3 separate regions of the Mus musculus genome follow, and all the other regions are linked to region 3. The links are chromatin contacts, found by Hi-C or POLR2A ChIA-PET in ENCODE. All regions are on one chromosome and are shown on one strand. Each heading gives the region's core, a stretch centred on a gene start or an enhancer-like site at or near the end of the contact. The rest is flanking DNA. Distances are from core to core; before and after follow the strand shown.

Evidence for each region. A loop is a pair of places that touch in the nucleus more often than their neighbours do. ChIA-PET counts read pairs that join two places held with the same protein, here RNA polymerase II (POLR2A).
Region 1: a loop to region 3 is called in a map of gastrocnemius, with 7 times the contacts of the local background. The contact joins the promoter of Herc4 here to the promoter of Mypn in region 3. A Hi-C loop is called at or near these places in 4 of 37 maps with a recorded cell type or tissue (gastrocnemius and heart). POLR2A ChIA-PET finds 5 or more read pairs at or near these places in 3 of 5 experiments (all embryonic stem cell).
Region 2: a loop to region 3 is called in a map of heart, with 5 times the contacts of the local background. The contact joins the enhancer-like site here to the promoter of Mypn in region 3. A Hi-C loop is called at or near these places in 5 of 37 maps with a recorded cell type or tissue (gastrocnemius and heart). POLR2A ChIA-PET finds 5 or more read pairs at or near these places in 2 of 5 experiments (Patski and embryonic stem cell).

The regions. Positions count from the first base shown.
Region 1 is chr10:63,241,443-63,245,506 of GRCm38, forward strand. Herc4 (hect domain and RLD 4) reads left to right here and starts at 2,355. Exons shown (of 25, transcript NM_026101.4): 1 at 2,355-2,721; 2 at 3,976-4,006. It overlaps 1700120B22Rik (RIKEN cDNA 1700120B22 gene), which reads right to left and starts at 2,711. Exons shown (of 2, transcript NR_166111.1): 1 at 2,445-2,711; 2 at 789-1,822.
Region 2 is chr10:63,155,414-63,159,343 of GRCm38, forward strand. All of the region lies in intron 6 of Mypn (myopalladin), which reads right to left. Among named protein-coding and RNA genes, the nearest start is that of Mypn, 47 kb to the right of the region's middle. Within about 2 kb of position 1,703, at least 2 of the 3 ENCODE cell types and tissues checked have a DNase peak (open chromatin) inside an H3K27ac peak, as active enhancers do; they include heart, where a contact is called at or near this core.
Region 3 is chr10:63,201,452-63,205,230 of GRCm38, forward strand. It overlaps Mypn (myopalladin), which reads right to left and starts at 2,501. Exons shown (of 20, transcript NM_182992.2): 1 at 2,267-2,501.

The sequences.
Region 1 (4,064 bases), core at 1,105-3,604, 40 kb after region 3:
GAGTTCATATTGCATTAATGTGGGCCCTGATCCAGTCGCTGGCATCCTTAGAGAAGGAGAAACTTGAGTTTAGACATTCAGGGGAAAACATCAAGTGTAAGGTGGAAGAAGGAATCAGGGTGATCTACTTCCACAAGGCTTGCCAAGGACCTGTGGCAGTCACCAGAAGCCAGAGAGAAACACAGGAAAAAATTCTCCCCTTAAAACCAGAGGGAATCAGCCCGTGGCCGCCTTTTAGACTCTGACTGCTAAAATGGAAGACAACAATTTTCTATTGTTTTAAGAGACTTGATTTGGGGTAATTTGTTGTAGTCCAGGAAATTAATTTACATAGAACAATCAGTAACTGTTAGCATTCTGTCTAAACTCCACCCCACAGCTACCTGGCAATAGCCATACATGCTCCTCCCCACAGTTAACCTGGCAATAGCCAGGTAGGCCTGACCCACTATAAAAGAGGCTGTTTGCCCCCTGTGCTCTCTCTGGCCTCTCTCTCTTGCCCTCTTTCTCCCTCCCTCTCCCCATTCCCTTCCTTTCTCTCTCCACACAGTTATGGCTGGCCTCTTCCTCCCTCTCTCTCTCTCTCTCTCTCTCTCTCTCTCTCTCTCTCTCTCTCCTTTCTCTGCCTCTACAACCCTCTAACTCCCCTCCCCATGCCCTGAATAAGCTCTATTCTATACTCTACCCTTGTGCGGCTGGTCTCTCAGGGGAAAGGGATGCCTTGGCATGGGCCTGCTGAGGTACCCCCTCCCCCACACCTCACCTCACCCCCATTGAACATATATTAATACTTCTTTATCTTTTAATAAACACATCAGTAACCATCTCCTAATCTGAAACATACTTTTAAATAAAAACAACCAACCTGTGTACTGTGGTTGACTACACAGATTGTTAACATTCATTCAAAAATACCAGGCTCAGCCCGGTGTGGTGGCGCACGCCTTTAATCCCAGCACTTGGGAGGCAGAGGCAGGCGGATTTCTGAGTTCGAGGCCAGCCTGGTCTGCAAAATGAGTTCCAGGACAGCCAGAGCTATACAGAAAAACCCTGTCTCGAAAAACCACAAACAAACAAACAAACAAACCCAAAACAAACAAACAAACAACCAGGCTCTAGTATGGTTGGTATAAGCCAGGTGCTATGGCCTACACCTGCAATCTTAACCATTCTGAAGGGAGGGTCCACAAGTTTGAAGACAGCCAAACTTAGCTTTAGTGCCATGCTTAGCTGGCTAAAGCACCCAGTAAAGCCATAACGCTGTGTAAAACTAACTACTATACAGTTTCAAAACTGCGTTTCAAGGTCTCTTTTTTTTAAAATGAGGCTGTCATTTTATTTACACCTATCCTCTGCTGGAAAGGTCTTGAGCTTCCTTCACTCTAAGCTAGCAGTACAGTTGTTTAGCATGGGACTACCCCCCGCCCCTCCCCACTTCTTCACGATTGACACACACTCAGAGATTGATAGCTACGGAGTTTCCTCCTAAGGATAAAGAGAGCATGGAACCTCTGTTTAAAAGGTTAAAATGTCAGCAAGCTACTCCATGCTCTTGGTCTTGGCGGCTTACCGAGCAAATCTTTTTCTTGTTCCAACAAATTGTCCTCCATTCATTCACTGGGTCCTTTTTTGAGACCACAACACACACAGATTTAGTATCAAGATGATGTTAAAATTGGCCTGTGAAATCTGGATTTCGTTTTCATGAAGCAGGAACTGTAGCTGTAAGCCCTGTTTTTCTCTGAGTGAAAGAGTTTGGGTAATTTAACCTCGTATCTTCCAAGAAGTTAGCTGAAAACGTGAGCCAACACTGTTCCGGAACCTGAAGCAAAGATGTTGACATTCAGTAAGATTAGACTAAGCCATTGCTCCATTGCTAGCAATATATCTTACATGTTCAAATTAGGTTCAGATGAGTTTAAGGGTTTAAAATGAGTCATCATCGGCTTTTCTAACCGTATTTGTGATGGTTTCGTCTGCTACTTCAAAACCAAAATTAGGAAAGGTAGAATAAAATTATGAAAAGGCTAAAACCCTCCAAGCAGAAAGACAAACCAAAATGAAATTTTCACTTGTCAACGCCGAAGCATTGTTAAAAACACACGGACAAGAACAAAAAAAAAAAAGAAGAAGAAGAAGAAGAGGAAGAAAGAAAATACATTTGACAGCTTCTAGCCCTAGCCGGCTGCATTAGCGTCTTAGAGCAGGGAACCGCAACACTGCGCAGGCTCCTGGATCAGACGAACCCTGGGAGGTCTCCCGCGCAGGCGCACGAATGGGGAAGTGGGCGGGGTCGCGCATGCTCCCCGGCTCACTTCCGGCCAGCCCCTCCCCTCCCCCCTCCCCCGCGAAACCACCGCCCCTCTCCCTTGTCGCCTGGCTCTCCCTCGTCGCCAGCCTCTCCCTCAGCTCTCTCCACCCCTCGTGGTCTCCGCCCTGCTCACCGCCAGCCCTTCCCCTCCCGCTCCATCCGGGTCGCTGACGGCTTGTCTCTCGGTCCGGAGAGTGCTGGCGGCAGCGTTTCTCGGAGGAGCCTGGGAAAGTTTCACGGGCGAGCCGGGCAGCAGAGGCAGCGGAGCTGCGGTCGGGGACGTCGGAGGAGCCGTGGTAATCGCCGCGGCCGGCTGAAGGAGGAAGGTCTTGGGAGCTGGAGAGCCGCCCAGAGGTCCAGGGAGCGTCCGTCCTCCATCGCTTAGGGCTCTCCCTGCCCTGAGAGACCCGGTGAGTCGTTGCCCCCCGTGGGTTCGGGGTAGTGTGACGGAGGCGAGCTCCGCTGGGGCCTTGGGGAAGGGCGCCAGCGTCCTCAACGTTTTCCGGGGCCGGAGTGGTGCACCGCCCTCGGGGAAAGGGTCTCCCTGGGGCCGAGGCCGTGGGGCTGAGCCCGGTGGGGTGAACCCTCTCCCCGGCTCGCCCATAGGTAGCTGCGGGAGTTTGGCTGGCCGGCCCGTGAGGCTGGGTGTGTGCAGACCATTCCTCTGCCCCGGGCCGCGGGAGCTGATCGTGAGGTGCATGGTCAGAGAAAGAGGAAACCAAACTGCCTTGCGTTCTCCTACCTGTTGCTGGCGAGAGAACGTCTTTCCCATACTGGTTCTGACTTTTTGGAGGAAAAAAAAAAGGGTACCCAAACGAAGCGCATTGAAATCGGAGCTATGTTCCTGTCTGATGCTAGCCTTGAAAACACAGAGAGAGAGATAGGGAAAGACAATGCAGAACTCTCTGGAACTTTCGAGTTTTGGTGTCCCAAACTTTTTCTGATAGGAGTGGAGTGAGACAGCTTCGGCACTTTCTAAATAAACATAAATGCAAGAAAATTATGTTTTGAAACCTCAGATTCAGCGAAAGGAATTTAGGTGATTTTGGACAGCAAGGATAAGACTGACTTCTATTAATGCTTCTTAATGCACCATGCTTTTTAAAGAAATGTAAAGGGTTTTTTTTTTTTTTTTAATGTTAATGGAGGATTCCCTCACTTGTTTGTGCACCATGCGTGCCCGTAGTGCAGGAAGCCAGTAGAGGGCGTAGGATTGATTCCCTGGGAGGAGTTACACACAGAGAGCAGCCATGTGGGTGCTGGGAATTGAATCAGGATCCTTTAAAAGAGACATCTCTCAGCCCCTTAATGTATGTCTTTCAAGCGCAGAAGTTATATAGATTTTCCTATCAAAAGTTAACCCTGCCTCCAACCTGGTCTTGTTTGGAAAAAAAACTCAGCAGTCCTGTGATTGTTTTTCATCTTTAAGTAATTTTCCTAGAGGTATGTATTATAATCACATTGATTTGGTTTTAAAATTAAATTAGTAGAGTGAGTTCTCGACCTTAGCATTTTGACTTATAAAATGGAGTCGATTGTTTGAAATTACGACTTGATAATTTCTAATTTTGTACATAGCTTATTAGTACAAATAATGAGAATAGTCTACTTTAAATTGTTATTTTTTTTCTAAAGTTCCATTATTGTTTTTATTTATGTTACAGATAAGAACTTCCATTTTCTGTTGATGTGGAGGTAGGTATCAGATTGTTCTGTGGGGGACTGGAAGATTATGTTTCTGCAGTTGGCTGGA
Region 2 (3,930 bases), core at 453-2,952, 47 kb before region 3:
CAGGGAGGCCAGAGGAGGGTGCTGGATCCTCCTCTAGAGCTGGAGCTATGGATGGTTGTGAGCCGTTGTGTGGGAGCTGGAGACAGGGCACAGGTCCTCTGGAAAAGCAGCAAGTGCTCTTAACCACCGAGCCATCTCTCCAGTCCCTTCTTTTTTTCTTTTAAAACCCTGTCTCTCTGCATGATTCTCTTCCTATTCTCCGCCACAAGATCATCACCAGAGCTAAGGCAATACCACTGTTAGACCCTTGAAATGCCAAACCTCTTAGGTACACAAACCTCTTTCCTGTATAAAGGACCCAGCCTTTGGTATTCCATTGTAGGAGCAAAACCCAAACAAATACACACAAGGAGCACAGACTTGGCTGCGTTCATTTCATTTCAGTCAAGCTAAATGAGACAGTCCCCAACTGAGGAAGCCCAAGTTAATCTTTATTGGAAATTATGGATCTGAAATAAAGTCACTATAGTCCAAAGTCCTCATTCCTCTGAGGTCAAAACAATGGTCAAAGTGCAAATCTTCGGTTTGTTTTTGTTTTTGTTTTTTTGTTTTTTGTCACCACAGAGTTTGAGTTCATTCATTACACACCCGACAGTCTGGAGAGTCTCTGTGACCAGGCAGCCCTGAGCCCTTTGTCCCTGCTCTTCCTGAAGATATTCCAAGAATGGAAGCATTTAATGCAGAAGAGATTTGGAAACATGCCTGCTTTGCCCTGCCTGATAGCAGCAGTGCTGTAAATGGGTGTTCCTGCTTAGTGGATCTTGCCTGGCAGGCTCAACGCAAAGATGCCTTCACAAACAGCTTTTCAGCCAGGCATAGTGACACCCTTTAACCCCAGCACTTGGGAGGCAGAGGCAGTTGTATCTCTGTGAGTTTGAGGCCAGCCTGGTCTATGTAGTGAATTCTAGGGCAACCAGAGCTATATAGTGAGACTCTGTTTTTAAAAGCAATCAAACAAACAAGCACCCAGCCAACAAAACAAAACAGTAACAGAAATAGCATCTCTCTTATTGGTTAAAATACATTATCAGTTAGGAGCACTTGTTCTTGCAGAGAACTAAAGCTTGATTCCCAGTATCCACATTGTGACTCACAATTGTCTCTAGCTCCAGTTCTAGGGAGTCTGCTGCCCTCTTCTGGCCTCCTTGGATGCAGGTATGGATGGAGTGCACATACATATATACAGATAAAATACAAAACACTCATCTGCATAAGATAAAATATTTTTACGTATAGCTCCAAGGTTCATGTTGTTATTTATCTTTTTAAATCCAGATGTTTCAGTCTCTTTAGGCATGAAGCACAGAAATGTGTGTAGTGCCTTAGGCTGTAGTTGGTCCAAAAAAAAGAGCTTAGTGATATAAACCAATGGGAGATGTCGAGAGGGCTCAGCAGGCAAAGGTGCTTGCCACTAAGCCTGAGGATATGAGTTTGATTCCAGGACCTACATGGTGGGAGGAGAAAACAGATTCTCATAAGTTGTCCTCTGACTGCCACACTTGTGCTATGACAGTTTGGTTGTCATGGGTGGCCCGGGCTAAGGATGCAGAAAAGTCTCTGGAACTGGTGGGCTGGGAAGAGGGATGGTGAAGCCTTGAGAAATCTGGATCTGGCCACTGGCCCAGTTATTTCAGGGTTTCCTGCCTCTGCTGTTATATAATGTAGGGCTCTTCAAATTCTCCCTTCCCCTGCCCCCTTTCGATCTTCAAGTTACTGCTGAAGCCGCCAGAGCTAGGGCTGAGGCAGCCTTGAAAGCCAGCCAGGGCAGCTGCTGTTGAGTGGGAGGTGACAGGAGCAAGATTCTAATTTGGTCACCTCCCTCCCTCCACACTCAAGACGTGTGAGTGCTGTTCTCTTCCTAAGTAGAGTGAAATGTTTTTGATGTTGCAAAGAGGAGGAGGAAGGGTGGTCTAGCTCCATACACAGAGTGTTTCAAAACACAGGAAGGGTGCTGAGATGGCTCAAAGGGAAAGGGTACTTGTTGCCGAGGCTGAAACCTCAATCCCATCCCTGAAACCTACAGGGTAGAGGGACAGTCCATGCCAAAGAAGTGAATACATGTGAAAAATAGAAACAAGGCATAGAGGGTGGGCTGAGGATGTAACTCTGTTGGTAGAGAGGTTGCCTAGCAGGTACAAAGGCCTGGGTTGAATTCCCAGCAGCTGCATAAAAGCAGGTGTGCTCACGGATACATTGTAACCCTGGTACTCAGCAGGTGGAAGCAAGACCAGGAGTTCAAAGTCGTCCACTGCTACTTAGAGAGTTTGAGGTCAGCCTGAGGCTTTGCCTACACCGACAACAAAGCAGGGGCTAGGGATGTAGCTCAGTGGCAGAGCACTTACCCAGCATTCACAAGCACATGGTCATCTCACAACAAGCCAACCAATGGCACCGGCACTCTGTATGAATAAGCATATAGGCACCCATGGTCTGCTCTAACAATGCCACCATTTGGTAGGGCCATTCTCCTTTTCACTTAAATCTTCTATAAGAAGAATATACAGGCTGGGTAGTGGTGGTCCACATCTTTAATCCCGGCCCTCTGGAGGCAGAGGCAGGTGGAGTTCGAAGCCAGCCTGGTCTACAGTGCAAGTTCCCAGACAGCCAGGGCTATACAGAGAAACCTGGTCTTGAAAGTCAGCACTCCGCCCCCCCCCAATAAAATTTAAAAAATGAAGATAAGCATTTTCTATCACCAGGACAAAAAGGAGTTAAATAAAACTCCACTCTCTATTCACTGCTTTTAAAAATAAAATTGCTGTCTTGCCATAATTGGCAAAGAAATGCTTTGTTAGGCTGTATAGAAAATGAGTCACAGGAGCTGTCCGGCCAGAAGTCCCTAAAGAGGTAAACAGAGACGGAATAACCTGGACCGATGTATGCAAATCACCTGCTATCAGTGCTCGGTGGCGTAATACCATCCTTGGTAACTGTGACTCAGATATTCGCTAATGACCCTGGCAGTGACGGTGACCTCAATCGTGCCCTCACTGACGGAAACTAACGCAAGCACACTGGGGCTGATAAGTCTCTCTGGAATCTGAACCCCAGCCTATCCTGGTGCCCCACGTCCCTGGGCAATCCTGATCCCATTTATGGAGGTAAAAGCCTACATGCAGCGGGCAGAGAAAGCCTCCTCGTAGCTCCCATCTGTGTACCAAGAACTGATTTCCTACCAGCAAGCTAACATTTTAGACTTCACCGTGTCTAATGATCAATTAATTTCCCCATTTTTATGTCAAAGGCATTTGTGTCTGCCACCTAGAACATCTAATTAGAAAGAGGCAACCAGAGACACCTCAGTTAAAGCAGTTAGAATGGGTGCTATGAGTGACTTTGAGAACTAAGTATAAAGAATTAGTATTAAAGGGTCCTATCTGACTCCCTCTGTGCGTCTCTGTCTGTGTCTTCTTCTCTCTCTTTCTTGCTCTCTCTCATGTTGAGGGTTAAACCCAGAGCTTTGTGCTTCCTAGGCAAGTACCTAACCACTGATCTACACCCTGAACCCAGATTTTTTTAAAGGAAAGAAAGAAAGAAGGAAAGAAAGAAAGAAAGGAAGGAAGGAAGGAAGGAAGGAAGGAAGAAAGAAAGAAAGAAAGAAAGAAAGAAAGAAAGAAAGAAAGAAAGAAAGAAAGAAAGAGAGAGAGAAAAGTAGCTGTTTTGGAACTTAGCTTTTGAGAAAGAATCTTTCTATGTAGCCCAGTCTGGCCTTGAACAGCCTCTCTCTGTCTCGGCCTCCTGACTGTTAGGAATATAGGCGTGCATCCTTGTCCCAGATTGCCCCTTTGTAAACTTCTATCTGCATATTACACATAGCTTTCAGGATGACTGGGAAATATAAACAGCTTTGTCTGTGTTGAATGTACAAGGCACGTGCTCTGAGCAGAGTGAATCTTAGTACACCTAAGCTTTGAAATCGGGAGGTGGTAG
Region 3 (3,779 bases), core at 1,251-3,750:
CCTAATTAAACTGGCACAGTGTGTGTACGTGGTTGTGGGGGTGAGTGTGGTCTGGAGGCTCTGCTGAGGTTGGGGTGCAGGTGCCAGTGAAGGGCTATGAGCCAGGCAGCCTGTGCGGAGCCTGTCAAGGTGACTCACTCTGGGAACTCTCTAGTGTCCACAGGTACAGTCACACTAATGCGTATTGCCACCAACAGTATCTGTCTATTCAAAATATGCTTTGGGACTGGAAAGCTGGCCCCAGGGTCAAGAGCACTTGTTGCTCTGGCAGCGGATGCAAGTTCAACTTCCGGTGGCTCCACTTCCGGGGGCTCCAGTGCTCTCTGCTGACCTCTGAGGGCCCCAGACATGCATGTGGCCCACAGACACACAGGCAGGCTGTTCCCTTGAAGCAAACGTGTGACACTTTCAAAAGTGTAGTAGGCATTCTGTAGACAACCATAGGAACTTATGAAAACACACGTGGAAGTACGTCATTAGCTTTCATTCCCTAGCAAAGGGGGAAAGCTGTTTAAAAACAACAACAACAAAAAAAACCAAACCAAAAAAAAAACCTCTTCCCGGGCCATTTCTTTTCAAAACTTATTTTGTAAAAGCTATCTTGGTGAAGTCCAAAACCAGCTCGCAAAATATTTATACCTATATATCTCTATTTAAATATGCCTCTAAATTTATCATGTTCATAAATTATAGTCCTAAGTGGATACGGTGTAAAACATTTGTTGTTGTATTGCGCATGTATACCACCACATGGTGTGGAGGTCAGAGGAAAATCCACGGAAGTCTGTTCTCTCCTTACACGATATGGGCCTTGGGAATGGACCTCAGGTTGGACTCTGGGCAGTATGTGTCTTTACCCATGACACCATCTTGCTGACCTATATTGTTGCTGCTCATTAGAACAGAAACTTGTGTGGAGCCTATCTGTAAATTAAAGATGTATGAAGAGCTGGTGTTCACAGAATTGTGGCTATCATTAACCACACAGTGTCCGTGGGGATAGAGAACCTTCCAGAATTTGGATAGTTTTACAACGCTGTTCCACGGTCCATTTTTATGCTCTCAACCTCTGGAAGTGTCATCTCCATGCATTTCAGATTTTGTGTGGTGGCCTTGATTTTAAATATTTTGCTTGTTGTTGAATAAAATATCAAAAGAGAGAGAGTATCTCTCTATTCTTGATTTCTTTTAAAAGCACTGCAGATTTTAAATGAATCTGAGAGTATTATTAAGAAGAAATTGTGAAGTTATGACAAAATTTTAATTCATAGCCTATAAAATTCACTGTCTCATTACTAAATTATTACTAACATGAGAATGTTCATATTGCCTTAGTGATTTGAGAGGAGAAAATCTAGATAGCTGTTTCATCTCTCTCAAACTGCACTAACTATGAACGGAGTCGGAATTCATGGGTGAGGTTATGCCATTTCTCCACACCTCTCACTGCTTATGACTGGAGACATGAATGATCTACCTTTCCTCTTAATATAGTCTTAAAAATATTCAAGATGTACATCTTATTACTGCTAGGGGCTAAGAGTGCAGTGTACCAGGCCAAACATTTGCCAGTGGTTGCCAAGTATCTCTAATAGAACTGGAGAGAGGGACAGGAGGAGGAGGGAGGGGAGAGGGGAGGGCAAGAGGAAAGAGAAGGAAAAAGAGAGGAGGAGAGGGGAGAGGAGAGGAGAGGGAGAGAGAGAGAGAGAGGGAGAGAGAGAGAGAGAGAGAGCAAGCGCTAGAGAGCGAAGTGTCTCTTGAGCAGGCTTTCTGCAGCTGTTGTGCACATTAATCCAGGGAGCAGATCTCCCAACACTAAATTTAGCAAGCAAGCAGATCCTTTTACAGGATAAAAAAAAAAAAAGTTTTAAATGAAAGCCTCCAACCATGGAGCCTCATTATTTTAGATTTGATTTCCTTTAAGAAGGAAACGGGCCTAGCACCCATGTTCTCCGTATAAACCACTTTAGTATAATCGACGAGTTCATTAACATTTGTCGGAGAGATCCCCTGTTCAGCTACCCCCCCCCCGCCCCCCCTTAGAACTCCAGTAGGATACAGACTCTGTGAGTCTCAGCCCCTATTCCAAACGCTTTGGAATAGAAAGCCTCATTTCCCGTTTGATTTTGTATCTCATGATACGTAATTAGAAAGTTATCCTAGGTTTCTCTCTAAGGAACAGTAATCAGTGGTCTCAAATACCCTTTCTCTGTTGTCAGGAACCCACTATCAGAACACACTTCTCAGTCTTAAATCCAGATATTACCTTTCTTTTTTTAGGTGACCCAACGATGTCCAACCCAGGCAAGCTTCTGTGACGGTAGTTATCCAAGGAGCAGGTTTGGATGAAAACGCTGGAGAAAGGGAAAAGTCTTCACGCCCTTGGAGAGAGAGAGTGGCTGTCCATAGAGAGCGAGGAGTTAACCGTAGTTTTGGTGAGGATGGCTGTTAGAAGCTGGGCAACCGTCACCGCCGCGGCCAGAGCATTTGTCAGCTCTCAGGTCCCAAGTTATTTTGAGCTGTATAAACCATGTGCCTGCGAAACATTCCACCTGATTGGACAGGAGAACACTGAGCAAAGGGATTCCATTGCGGGACAGCACCTACGGGAGCTGGGGTCAGTGGTATTTTTCTACCTACGGAATTTCATTTACCGCCAGAAGGACAAGGTGTTTATTGATTGATATTTTGAATTAATAGTAAATGAAATACATCACACTCTGCCTGTCCAAAAAAAAATGGCATTACTTTAAATGCGAATTGGAATTTGTTACTTTTTTGTTAATTTTTAAAAATATATATTTATCTTTGTGAGTGTGTGTGTGTGTGGGGGGGTGCACAGGTACCATAGTGTGCGTGTGGAGATCTAGGGACAGCTTTTAGGAGCCGGTTCTCCTCTTCCACCTCCACTGGAAGGAACACAGGAAACAAATTCAGATTGCCAGTTAAGTACCTTTACCCTCTGAGCCATCCAAAAGGGTCCAATATCTTTAATTTTAATCAATGGAAAACTTAAACTCTCATTTAATGACTAAGATACTGAGGAAGTCTGCCTATGTGAAGGAAATAAGAAGCTGAAGTTAATAGCTTAAAGCAAAGAGCCTTTTAAAACTGTCTGTCCACGGGGAACTGATTCCAAATTACAGACAAAGTAAAGGAAAACCCCGTTAGCTTGGGAATAAATACAGGAACAACTGCATTGGAAAGATCTTCCAAAGGTCCAAATTAAGCCAGATGTGGTGGCACACGCCTTTAATCCCAGCACTCAGGAGGCAGAGGCAGGTGGATCTCTGTGAGTTCTAGGCCGACCTGGTCTACCTAGCAAGTTCCAGGCCAACTAGGGCGACATGGTGAGACCCTGTCAAAAACCAAACCAAACCAAATAAAACCTCACAAGTTGGATAAGCTTAGAAGTTAAAATGGAGGCTAGCAAGATAGCTCAGGGGGTAAAAGGCTTTTGTCCCCAAGCTGATGACCTGAATTCACTTCCTGGGAGCCAATGGTGAAAAGAAAGAATGAGCTGACCCATGTGCTTGGGTGTGTGCATGTGAATACATACATACATTTATGCATTCATGCATGCATACATACATACATTCATACATACATACATATATACAATAAAAAATTGATTTTTAGAAAAGCTATGAAACTGGAAGGATGACACCCATGTGAGAGTGTTTATTGCTGTTATAGATGACACGAACGTGGTTTCCAGAACCTATGTCAGGTGGTTCACAACTGCCCATAACTTCAGACCATGCACACAGATGTCTCTG